2 separate regions of the Mus musculus genome follow, and region 1 is linked to region 2. A link is a contact called in ENCODE Hi-C or POLR2A ChIA-PET data. All regions are on one chromosome and are shown on one strand. Each heading gives the region's core, a stretch centred on a gene start or an enhancer-like site at or near the end of the contact. The rest is flanking DNA. Distances are from core to core; before and after follow the strand shown.

The links. A loop is a pair of places that touch in the nucleus more often than their neighbours do. ChIA-PET counts read pairs that join two places held with the same protein, here RNA polymerase II (POLR2A).
Region 1: a map of left cerebral cortex shows a loop between it and region 2 (3-fold over the local background). The contact joins the promoter of Abcb6 here to the promoter of Retreg2 in region 2. A Hi-C loop is called at or near these places in 3 of 37 maps with a recorded cell type or tissue (T-helper 2 cell, heart and left cerebral cortex). POLR2A ChIA-PET finds 5 or more read pairs at or near these places in 3 of 5 experiments (Patski and embryonic stem cell).

What each region holds. Positions count from the first base shown.
Region 1 is chr1:75,176,825-75,181,906 of GRCm38, forward strand. It overlaps Abcb6 (ATP-binding cassette, sub-family B (MDR/TAP), member 6), which reads right to left and starts at 3,568. Exons shown (of 19, transcript NM_023732.3): 1 at 2,746-3,568; 2 at 2,107-2,244; 3 at 1,098-1,278; 4 at 841-942; 5 at 479-662. The coding sequence starts at 3,294. Atg9a (autophagy related 9A) reads right to left here. Exons shown (of 16, transcript NM_001288612.1): 16 at 4,037-5,082.
Region 2 is chr1:75,140,396-75,145,572 of GRCm38, forward strand. Retreg2 (reticulophagy regulator family member 2) reads left to right here and starts at 2,391. Exons shown (of 9, transcript NM_170755.2): 1 at 2,391-2,733; 2 at 2,974-3,080; 3 at 3,528-3,558; 4 at 3,909-4,044; 5 at 4,227-4,311; 6 at 4,565-4,708; 7 at 4,864-4,958. The coding sequence starts at 2,468. Cnppd1 (cyclin Pas1/PHO80 domain containing 1) reads right to left here and starts at 2,316. Exons shown (of 10, transcript NM_026977.3): 1 at 2,248-2,316; 2 at 1,663-2,165; 3 at 1,021-1,108; 4 at 503-611. The coding sequence starts at 1,089.

The sequences.
Region 1 (5,082 bases), core at 2,318-4,817, 38 kb after region 2:
TCGTTCTGAGTCTTCAGAGATTTAAAACAAAATGTATAGCTTAACACACTAAACCTGGCAGGAAAACTCTGGAGAAATGAATGAAACTCAAAAGATTTGGTCTATCTATAGTTTCATTTCTTTCCGGTTTAATTATGTGCATGTTTGTAGGTGTGGGAGGGGCCTCAGAAGGCCAGAAGCCAGTGCCAGATCTCCTGGAGTTAGAGTGACAGGTGGGTGCCTGTGAGTTGCCTGAGGCAAGGGATGCTGGGAACTGAACTCAGGTCCTCTGCAAAAGCAGTGTGAACTCCTACCTGTGGAGCCTTCTCTCTAGCCCCCATTTTTAGTTTCTTGAGAAAGAATCTTAAGCAGTCCAAGAGAGGCTAAAACTCATATGTAGCTGTTTGCCAAAAAGACCAAACAAAGCCAGGTAGGAGGAGCAGAGCAGCCTGTGTCTTCCCGGCCCCCCTCCCATATACACTCTCCACTGGTGTGGCACCTGAGTAGTCCTGTGACACTAGATGTTCCCCGGTCCACGATCCGAAGCACCTCCCCGGTACGCCGGCCCAGGTGCCAGCGCAGTGAGAGTTCATGCAGGTGAGAGAAGAGACGTAGCTCCACACCTCGGGACGTAAACTGCTGCACCCGGATCCATAGGAAGGTTCGCAGGTTGCTCACAAAACCTGGGGAAGCCGGGGAAGTTTTATGTGGTCTTGGGGGCTGAGGGAAATGAGTCCCAACACCCGGATGCTAGAGGTCTAAGCACCCAAAGGGTCTGCAGAAGGAATATCAGAAACAAGACAGTGAGGGAGTTCCCATGAGCGAGACTGATGCCAACCAAGATGAAAGAGTCCCTCATACCTGTACTGCCAGTGCCACCCCCCTGGAGGAACTTGAGGAAGACATAGGTGGTAACGGTCCAGGCCAGGGAGCTCCAAGGAGCCTTCGCAGTCAGTAAGTTCACTGTGGATTAAAGGTATCAGGGTCCACCATCAACAACCAGGACTCTAAGACAAAACTGCTCCAGGCTCTGACCACCTACCTCCCATTTTTGTGTAACCTCCCTAGGTAAGGGCCAACCCAGCCACTAAGCCAAGCATACCCTTCCACCCCCTCACCAATGTCCCTATAGAAGATGGGGACCAACACATTGAGTGCTCGTTCCAACCCCATGAGTCCCAGGCATATGAGCACTATCAGCTGTAGTGATGGACTTCCCCGAGGCCACAAGTAGCTACTCAGCAGTCGAAGCTTCCGGCCAAGGTCTCTCCAGGTGGATCGTCGGTCTGTTGAGCGGCCCTAGAAGGATGTCACACAGGAGGGGAGCTTATTTGCCCAGGTATCCGCACGGAATGATATACAGGACCACAGTTCACACGTGACCCCTAAGGCTCACACGTGACCCCTCTCAGAGTTAGGAAAGCCACTGGATCGCAAGCTGAACTTTGGGATGAGAACTGATTCACCTCGAGAGATGGGATTATCGGGTCCCCCAAGAAATTTCTTTCCCCAAAGTCTGGTATTGAGACAAAAGCCAGCATTCCTTCAAAAGCTTAAAGGGGTCAGTCTCTGGGAAAAAGGGACGCGTGGTTCTTCCATTACCACGACTATGATGCCTAATAGCCTTTCAAGTTCATTGTTCCCAGTCCCTACTCAAAAGCTCCCTTCCTCCCAGGTACCCAGTCACATATAACCAGGGACACCCTCTCCCCCATGCCTCTCTCTGCTTTCCCCGAGAGACTGCTTTAGTAGTTTGAAATAAATCTCCTTTTCACCTATGGAGTGGCTATTTCAGTTTCTTTGCTGCACCCATTTCATTCAGAGATGATGACACGGAACAAAATTATAATAAATCCCAGCATTCAGAGGGGCTTGGGAAGTAGCTCGGTGGTGGACACATGTTTAATGTTCACAAAGTACTGGGTTCTGCACAAAGCTACTGCACAAAAGATACTCTTGACTGAGAAAACTAGGGATACCTGGTTCTGTTGTTTTGTTTTTGAGAGAGGCTTTCTCTGTGTAACAGCCTCAGCTGTCCTGAAACTCACTTTGTATACCAGGCTGGCTTTGACCTCAACAGAGATCTGCCTGCCTCTGGGGTTAAAGGAGTGTATACACTTGGCATACCTGGTTCCCTCCTACATCTTGGTCTTCTTCATGAACGTGTAGAGTATAAGACTGGGGGCGAAGTCCTGGGGCCCAGAGCCCCAAGATAAATAGCCCTCCAGAGGTCACATAACGCAGGACCCACAGGCCAAATTGAACCTAGAATGAAAGAGAGAAGGGGCTGGAGAGATGGCTCAGCGGTCAAGAGCACTGACTGCTCTTCCAGAGGTCCTAAGTTCAATTCCCACAACCATTTGTAATGCCATCTGATGACCTCTTCTGTTGTGTCTGAAAACAGCTACTGTGTAGTCATATACATAAAATAAATAAACCTTGAAAAAAAGAAAGAAAAACCAGAAAAATAAAACAATGACAGAACAGGTGTGAACCACTACCCAAACCTATTGTATTACTTCTTACAACACTCAGATGCTTACCAGGAGCCTAGCAACAGGTTTTTTTTTTTTTAATTAAAAAAAAAAAACCCACAATGACTCAGCACAGACACACCCCATCCAATGCTGGGTAACCCCACCAGCTGGCTATCAGCTTCCAGCCACCGCCAGACACTCCATTCTTTTTTCTAAAGCATGGAGCCAGTTGGTCCTGACACAGTACTTGTCAAATATCAGTGTATCTCCTTCCCATAAGGCTCCTTACCTGCTGGCCCAGATCTGCTCTGGCCCACCACCACTGCGGGCTGTTCCAAGATACTAGGGCCAAGTTCTCGGCTGCAAATGTCACAGTCCAGAGGAGCAGGAGACCCAAGCTATGCCTGAACTTCATCCAGACGCCCATTGCCAGACTCTGCCGTGCCTGGCTCCGTTCCACCACGAGCAGCCACAAGCCACAGACGCTGGCCAGACTCTCCAGCACAGAAGCCAGCAGTAGGTAGCCTGGCAGACGGACCCCCCGAGCAGTGCCCACTCGGCCAGCCAGACCAGCCAGGGGCAGTGCCATCTGAAGTGTGGCCAGAAACAGCTGCAGCACATATGGGGCCACCCGAGGGCCAGCCGCCCAAGACAGCTCTTCTGGGCCAGCAGGCACCTCCCGACGCCTGCGGGGAAGAACCAGCACCAAGGCCAGTACCCCCAGAGTCAGGAGTGTCGAGGGCACTAGCGTGAAGAAGAAGCAGGGACTCAAGCCATTCTGAGTCCAAGCGGGCCCCGCCGGCCCTTCGGTCTCGCAGTAGTTGCCCACAGTCACCATGGCGATGTGTGGCTGCTGGCTGAACTTGAGGTCACTGCACAAAGAGTCGGGCTGACCCTTCAGAGAGGGCCGCAGATGCCAGGGTGTCCTGGGACATGGAGCTACGCCGCTTGGGTCGCGGGAAGGGACGCACGTGGACCTGCTACACTGCCCACTCTCTTCACGCACGCGCCGCTACCACGCATACTCACGCAAGCCACGTACGCCGTGCTTGCCGGTTCCCACTCGCTAGCAGCTGGGACCCTAAGGCTCGGAGCCGCCGCACAAAAATGTTGGGTCCTTTACGGCAGCGGCCCCGCCCACCAGATCTATCCAGGGTTCCCATTGGCCAAGGGTAAGGAACACAAATAGGGCTGAGAACCGACTGGGTCACATGTCCAAGGCGGGAACTCTAACCTGAATCTGACTGGAGACTTTGACCTCCACAGAGTAGTGCGTCCGAATTTGCACTCCCCACCCTCCACCCCCGCCCTTTATAAAGGCATTACACCGAGGCCTCCCTGGTCTCTAACCTGCTTCAGTTCCCTCTATTATAGTGCTAAAGAACGAACTCAGGGCTTCACACATTATCAAGCTACTGAAGCACACTAGAAACAGCTCTTCTCTGAGTCCTAGTTCTGTTCCCGTGGTCCTGCAGGCGTACTTGTTTCCCAAGCCTCCCGGCCAGGACTCTTTTACAGTCCTAAGACCCCCCCCCCCCCCCCCAAACTGCTGCGTGGGGGAAAAAAAAAGATGCCACAACCAGATCAAAGTCCCTTCTTTATTAAGGGTTATCAAGCTGTACAGGGCTCCCACCCTGTCTGCTGTGGCCTGCGACAGTAGAGTCCGCCACCTTCAGCTTAAGTTTACCTCCCACAGCTGAGCTGAGCAGAACTGGGGAAGGGAGTGCAGGAAGGGTAGGAGCTGGATCCCAGCATGCAATGTCGAAGCCCTAGGCTAGGGTGAGTCCATTATCCCTCCATTCTCCTCTTGGTAAGTGAGGGATACTGGGCAGAGCTGGGATGTATATATAACTGAGGTCACACTTCTGCCCTGCCAGCCCCTCTGTGCAGGTGGTAGGACTACATAGAAGCAGCCAGGAAGGCCTCACACTCCCAAGTGCTCGTCCTAAAAGTTGAAGAGGGTAATAAAGAATTTTCATCCTGTTCCTGCAACTTAGTAACCTTCCATCTTAGTGTCAAAAGATAGTGAGGGGAGCTGGGAGCTAGGGCTCTCACCCCAACAAAAAGCCAAAGCCAAACAGAAGGGGGGCAGGTGAACAGAAGGGGGGGTGGTCAAGCAGCACACATGCCAGTGATGTGCAGGGGGGAGGGAGGCTGCAGCGCAGGTTGAGGTGAGGACTGGAGGTAAGGGCCACAGCCTGAGCTGCTCAGCTATTCCAGGTTCTGGAGGGTGGGGAGGCTAGGCTGCAGGGATTGAGGGTTCAGGCCCTGCCTCCCCACTCCACAGTTGGCACAGGTTCTTCTGCTTGGCAGCACTTCTGTGGCAGGAAGCCCTCTGGAGACTTGCAGGGGTGGATGCAAAGATGGCAGTACTGGGACTGGGCTGGGGACCAGTTTCTAGCACCACACTCTGAGCCAAGGGAGTCCTGGAGACGAAGCTAGACTCTTGTGTGCCCCTAGTCCTCATATTCTTCCTGGACTATGGTAAGCCCAGCATTGGCACCTCCCTTGGCCAGGCAGGAACACACAAAACACCACACGTGGGGCCAGGCGACACTCAGAGAGTCCCTCTCATGGCAGACAGAAGGGATGGCAGGGCAGCTGCCACCTCCATCCTGGAGCATGG
Region 2 (5,177 bases), core at 1,141-3,640:
TCAGGACCTCTGAAAGAGCAATCAGTGCTCTTAACTGCTGAGCCATCTCTCCAGCCCAACACTTGTTTTTCTATTAAGTTACTCATGTTTCTCTTTCCCCAATGTTTATTTGAGAAGTATGCCTTATTTACTTGAGAAACATGTAACATGTATACTTAGAAAACTAAATTTCTGCCCTATAAATCACAAGAGGCAGCAGAACTTGGGCTATAGCTCTGTGGTAGAATGCCTGCAGAGCATACACAAAGCCCTAAAAATAAGTGACTGCAATTTATGAGCTGTTTTTACTCATGTGGGCTAAAAGAATTTGAAACATGGCCTGCATTGTCAAACCAAGTACCAACCAAGCTAGTTATAATGAGACACAGTGCAGCTCAGAGGGCAAACCTCCAGGCATTTGGGTGACTATGACAACCCAGTCCTCCAAGTTTCCACTTGCTCAGTCACACACACACACCACCACCACCACCACCACCACCACCACCACCATCACCAGTCTAACCTGCCACAGGGCTGGAGAGCTCCTCCAGGCTGCAGTCTGTCTCCAAGTCCCAGCCATAATAGAGTCTCCTTCGGATTCGAGCACTTAGCTTTTGGTGTCCTGGAAGGACCTGAAACAGGGCCAGGAGTAGTGGAGGGTGAAGGGCAGGGAAGGTTTGGTGGAAATCCTGGGTACTGACCCGGGCCTATACTCTACCCAGCCCAGAGTTCCCAAGATCATTTGTTAATGGCAGCCTAGTCTTGTCCACAGTGGGAGAAAGACAATAAGCCCGCTTCTGACATCACTGAGGGCTCCCAATAGAAGACTAGACAACTAGAAACCAGATGGGACCCCAGTCTAATCACTAGCAGTTCCCCTCTTATAACCTGAGGCTTTGCCTTCAGGCCCAAGTGGCATTGCTCTCAACAATAGCCCACTCCAGGGCATAACAAGTAAGAGAGCTCCCATTCCGCTCGGGTCTGGAGGAGAACGCCTGGGAGTTCTGACTCCCAGAGGCAGAGAACAGGCGGACCTCTCACCATGAAGTCTTGGAAACCGGTGAGGGAGAAGGCGCCTTCTTCGTCCAGCAGGAGCCCAGTCAGGTCCATCGCACTGTCAGCCGCCACCCTGCGAAGGTGGAGGGAAAGGGAAGGAATCGTAAGTGACCCCAGAGCCGTGCTCACCCGTTGGCCCACCTCTCCCGAAAGGGCCACCGCCCGACTGCGCGCAGCCTCCTCCCTTCTCGCAGGCGGCCGTGGGACGCCTCTTCCTGTTCCGCGTGCGACTGGGCCTCCCGGCGCCCGACGACAGGCGCGGCGCTCACCAGGCGAACCAGGAGGTACGAGGGCCAGCAGTGTTCTCAGCCCGTGCCGCGTTCGCTAGGCGTTTATAAGCTGCGGGAGTGAGTGTCACCGACGAGTCTGCGCGCCCGGCAGGAAGTGCCTCCTGCCTTGCCCAACCTGAGAGCTCCGGGTCTCCGGAGCTATGAGCACCGGGGGCAATTGTAATACGGTTCCCAGGGGACCGCGACACACCAAGGGTGAACGCGCTGACCAGGCTTTGTAGTCGTGGTACAGATAGTAACGAGCCTAACACAAAGGCAACGCGGCGAGTTGTTTCCTGGGTTTTAGGGAAGACGCACTCAATCAGCAATGCCCAGGAAAGATGAACAAGAAACTTACCGTAGGTGGGAGAACTGTGAACAAGGTGGGAGGGAATCTGTTGAATCTTTATGCCCCTTAGAAGTTTGAAACTGTAACACTCGAATACATACTGTATTCTGTATGGTTACTCCAGCAATTAAATGATCTCAAAAGATATAAAGCCTCAATGTACGATGTTAAACAGGTCTCCCCAAAGCAAACAGCGCCTGGATGTTTTATTTCCAAACACTCCTTCCACACAATTTGCGGCTGAGAGATTTTGGGAAGAGAGAGGGCCGACGCTCCAAGAAGGAAGAAACAACTTTTCGAAGTTGGTGAAGCTGCTTTGAAGTCATTAAAGTCACGCGCTGGTGTTTGTTTATCCGCTGAGGGGAGGGGACTGGAGGCGAAGAGGGTTGAGTAATGGGGATGGCACCGCCCTTCCCGATCCCAAGCAGATTGTAGTCAAGATCCTGGGGGCCTGAAAGCCCACTCACTGCCTCTGGGCAGTGCCTCACGCGACAAAGAGGTCTCCAGCCGCCCTGTAAACACCGGGAGAAGACCTCAGGCCTCGCAGCCTCAACGCCCGCCCCGGATCACCCCTCCAGCACCCTGGAAGCACACCTTCGTGGGTGCAGGATCACGACAGCGGCCAACGCGCACGCGCGGGCGTCCCATCCGGGCTGTTAGGGCACGTCACGTGGCATCGCGCTTCATCACGTGACGCTTGACCGCAGGTTTTTTTGCTCGCCCGTGCGTGCGCCCCCTTCCGTCTGACGCGCCCCCGGCGGCGGCCGCGCAGCCCTGGCTCCTCGCGGGCTCGGGCAGCGGCTGCGGCGCGGTGATGGCGAGCAGCGGTGGCGGTAACACCGGCGCGGGTGGCACCTCGGGGCTGGGCCTGGGCCTGGGGCTGAGCCTCGGCATGGGTGAGGCCACTGGCGACGCGGAGGAGGAGGCGGCCGCAGCCGAGGCAGTGGGACGTTTAGCTACGTCCCTGTGGCTGCGGCTCCGCGGCTGGGAGGCGGTGCTGGCGGCCGCACAGCGACTGCTGGTTTGGGAGAAGCCGCTGCACAGCCTGGTCACGGCGGCCACACTCAACGGCCTCTTCTGGTAACGGCCACGGAGGAGGGGGCGGGGCCGGGCTGCGCGGGAGAGCGGGGGCGGGAGGACCGGGTGCTCCCTCCCTTGGAGGGCTGTCAGCGTCTGGGGCGGTGATCCTGCACCAGGTGGCCCCATTTTTTAGTCTCTTAGTGACTGGGTGAGGCTTAGAGGGCCATCTCCCCATCCATGGGTCTTTCTGTGATTTTCGATGGATTTGGGAGCCTCAACTGAGATGCCTGTCTCCCTAAGGTTGTTGTCTTCGTCGTCCCTCCGGCCCTTCTTCCTGCTCAGCATCTCACTTTTGACCTATTTTCTACTGGATCTCTGGCATCCTCGCTTTCTCCCTGACGTTTCAGGTGAGTTTCTTCATTCCACATGCACTGTATGCACCTGCTCCGTGCATCACCCTGCTACTTGAGGGGAGGCACAGGAAGGCCATTTATCTCCTAAGGCATCCTGTATGCCCTTCCATCGTTTTTTTTTTTTTTTTTTTTTTTTTTAAGAAAATTGCCTGAAATGAGAATTGTTTCTTTTCCAAAATTAATGTTCTTGTGAGTTTAGTAGTCAAAACTATATAGCATTTAAAGCTGGGTTCAGAAACAGCATATCGTACACCTTGTAGTTGGTGGGTAAAGGGAATGCTCTGGACTTCACATAGTGGTTCAGGCCTGGAAGCGAGAGACAGAGGGATTACTGAAAAATTGAGACCAAGAATGTTAAAGAGAGGCAGCTCTTTCTGACTTTGGATCTGTCTCTAAGTGCTTCTTGTATTCTTAACTTACCCCACACCCTTTTCTCCATAGCACCACCCCCTGAAGAACCACACTCTGACAGGTGAGTATAGGCCACCTTTTAAAGAAGATGCCCAAATGTGGTCTGCTTGCTGTGCTCAGCTCAAAGAGGAGCAGGGCTGTGGCTTGTGCAGGCATAGGCCCAGTGTAATGAAGGGACTTACAGCAAGCAAAAGTATGCCTGGCTCTAGGCTTCTTTGTATGCAAACGCTGTGTTCCTTCTCCCGTGGAGGTAGAGGGTTGAGTACCCTGGGAATTTACATCCCAGGATGAGGATGCCTTCCTTTGGGGGAGGTGGGGCCTCCAGAGTGAGATCTCATCAGCAGTCTCAAAGTGACTTGAGTGTCTTAGCTGGTTTCTGAGGCCTCCAGGGGTCATGTCATGTCTCCCCAGTGAGGGTGCGGGGTCAGGCGCCCAGCCGCACCTGCTGAGTGTGCCCGAGTTGTGCAGATACCTGGCTGAGAGCTGGCTCACCTTCCAGATTCACCTGCAAGAGCTGTTGCAGTACAAGAGGCAGAATCCAGCTCAGGTAAACCCCATCCTGAAATGGTTGCAGGAGTCGGGCTGGGAGAGAGTGACGCGTGCAGTGACTGTTGTAAATTTCCTCAACTGGTTCCCATTTTTTTCCACCACATGAATAGTTTCTCCCCTGGTGACTGTGCACATGGTGTAAGCCTGTGTTCTTCACTGCTCCTGTGCTCTTCCCTGCAGTTCTGCGCTCGGGGCTGCGCTGCCTGTGCTGTGCTGGCTGTGTTGGGACACTATGTTCCGGGAGTTATGATTTCCTACATTGTCTGTGAGTGGAGCTCATTCCTGCTCTTTCCAAAGCCCTGTCTAGTCTTCTTTTCCTGGGTTGACCCAAAGGAAAGACTGTGTTTTCTTTGTTAGTTACTCACCTGGGAGGAGGATAGCAGATGGGGGAAGAGGGTATCACTGCCTTGAGAAAGGATCCCGTCTTTGTTCAGACCTACCTGTTCAGGGGACAGTTTGGATGAAGGCTCCTGAGAAAGTGGCCAACTGAGCTCTGAGTGCACTTTCTTAACCCGTAGTGCTGAGTATCCTGCTGTGGCCCCTGGTGGTCTATCACGAGTTGATCCAGAGGATGTATACTCGCCTGGAGCCCTTGCTCATGCAGCTGGACTACAGCATGAAAGCTGAAGCTGATGCCCTGCACCACAAACATGACAAGAGAAGTAAGGGATTCTCTTAACCTGGATGGGGAGAGGCAGGGAGAACCTGTAGTGTATGGCTCATGGTGTGTCCTGGAATTGAAATCATTTCTACTTCCTTAGCCATATTTGTCACCACCGTTATCTCCGCTCATTATTGCCTGATTGCCCTTCTCTAGAGCGCCAAGGGAAGAGTGCACCCCCAGCAGGAGATGAGCCACTGGCGGAAACAGAGAGTGAAAGCGAGGCAGAGTTGGCTGGCTTCTCTCCAGTGGTGAGGTCCAGGGAAGATGGGATGTCAAATAGAAGGCCGAAGGGAAGTTGGGTATTGTGGTGCACACATGTAATCCTATTTGAGAGGAGGAAGCAGAAGGATCAAGAATTCAAAATCAGCCTGGTTTTTGTTATGAGCTTGACATCAGCCTGGACCACATAAGACCTCCTATGTCCAAAAAAAAAAAAAATGAAAAAGGCAAAGGGGTCAAGAATGTGT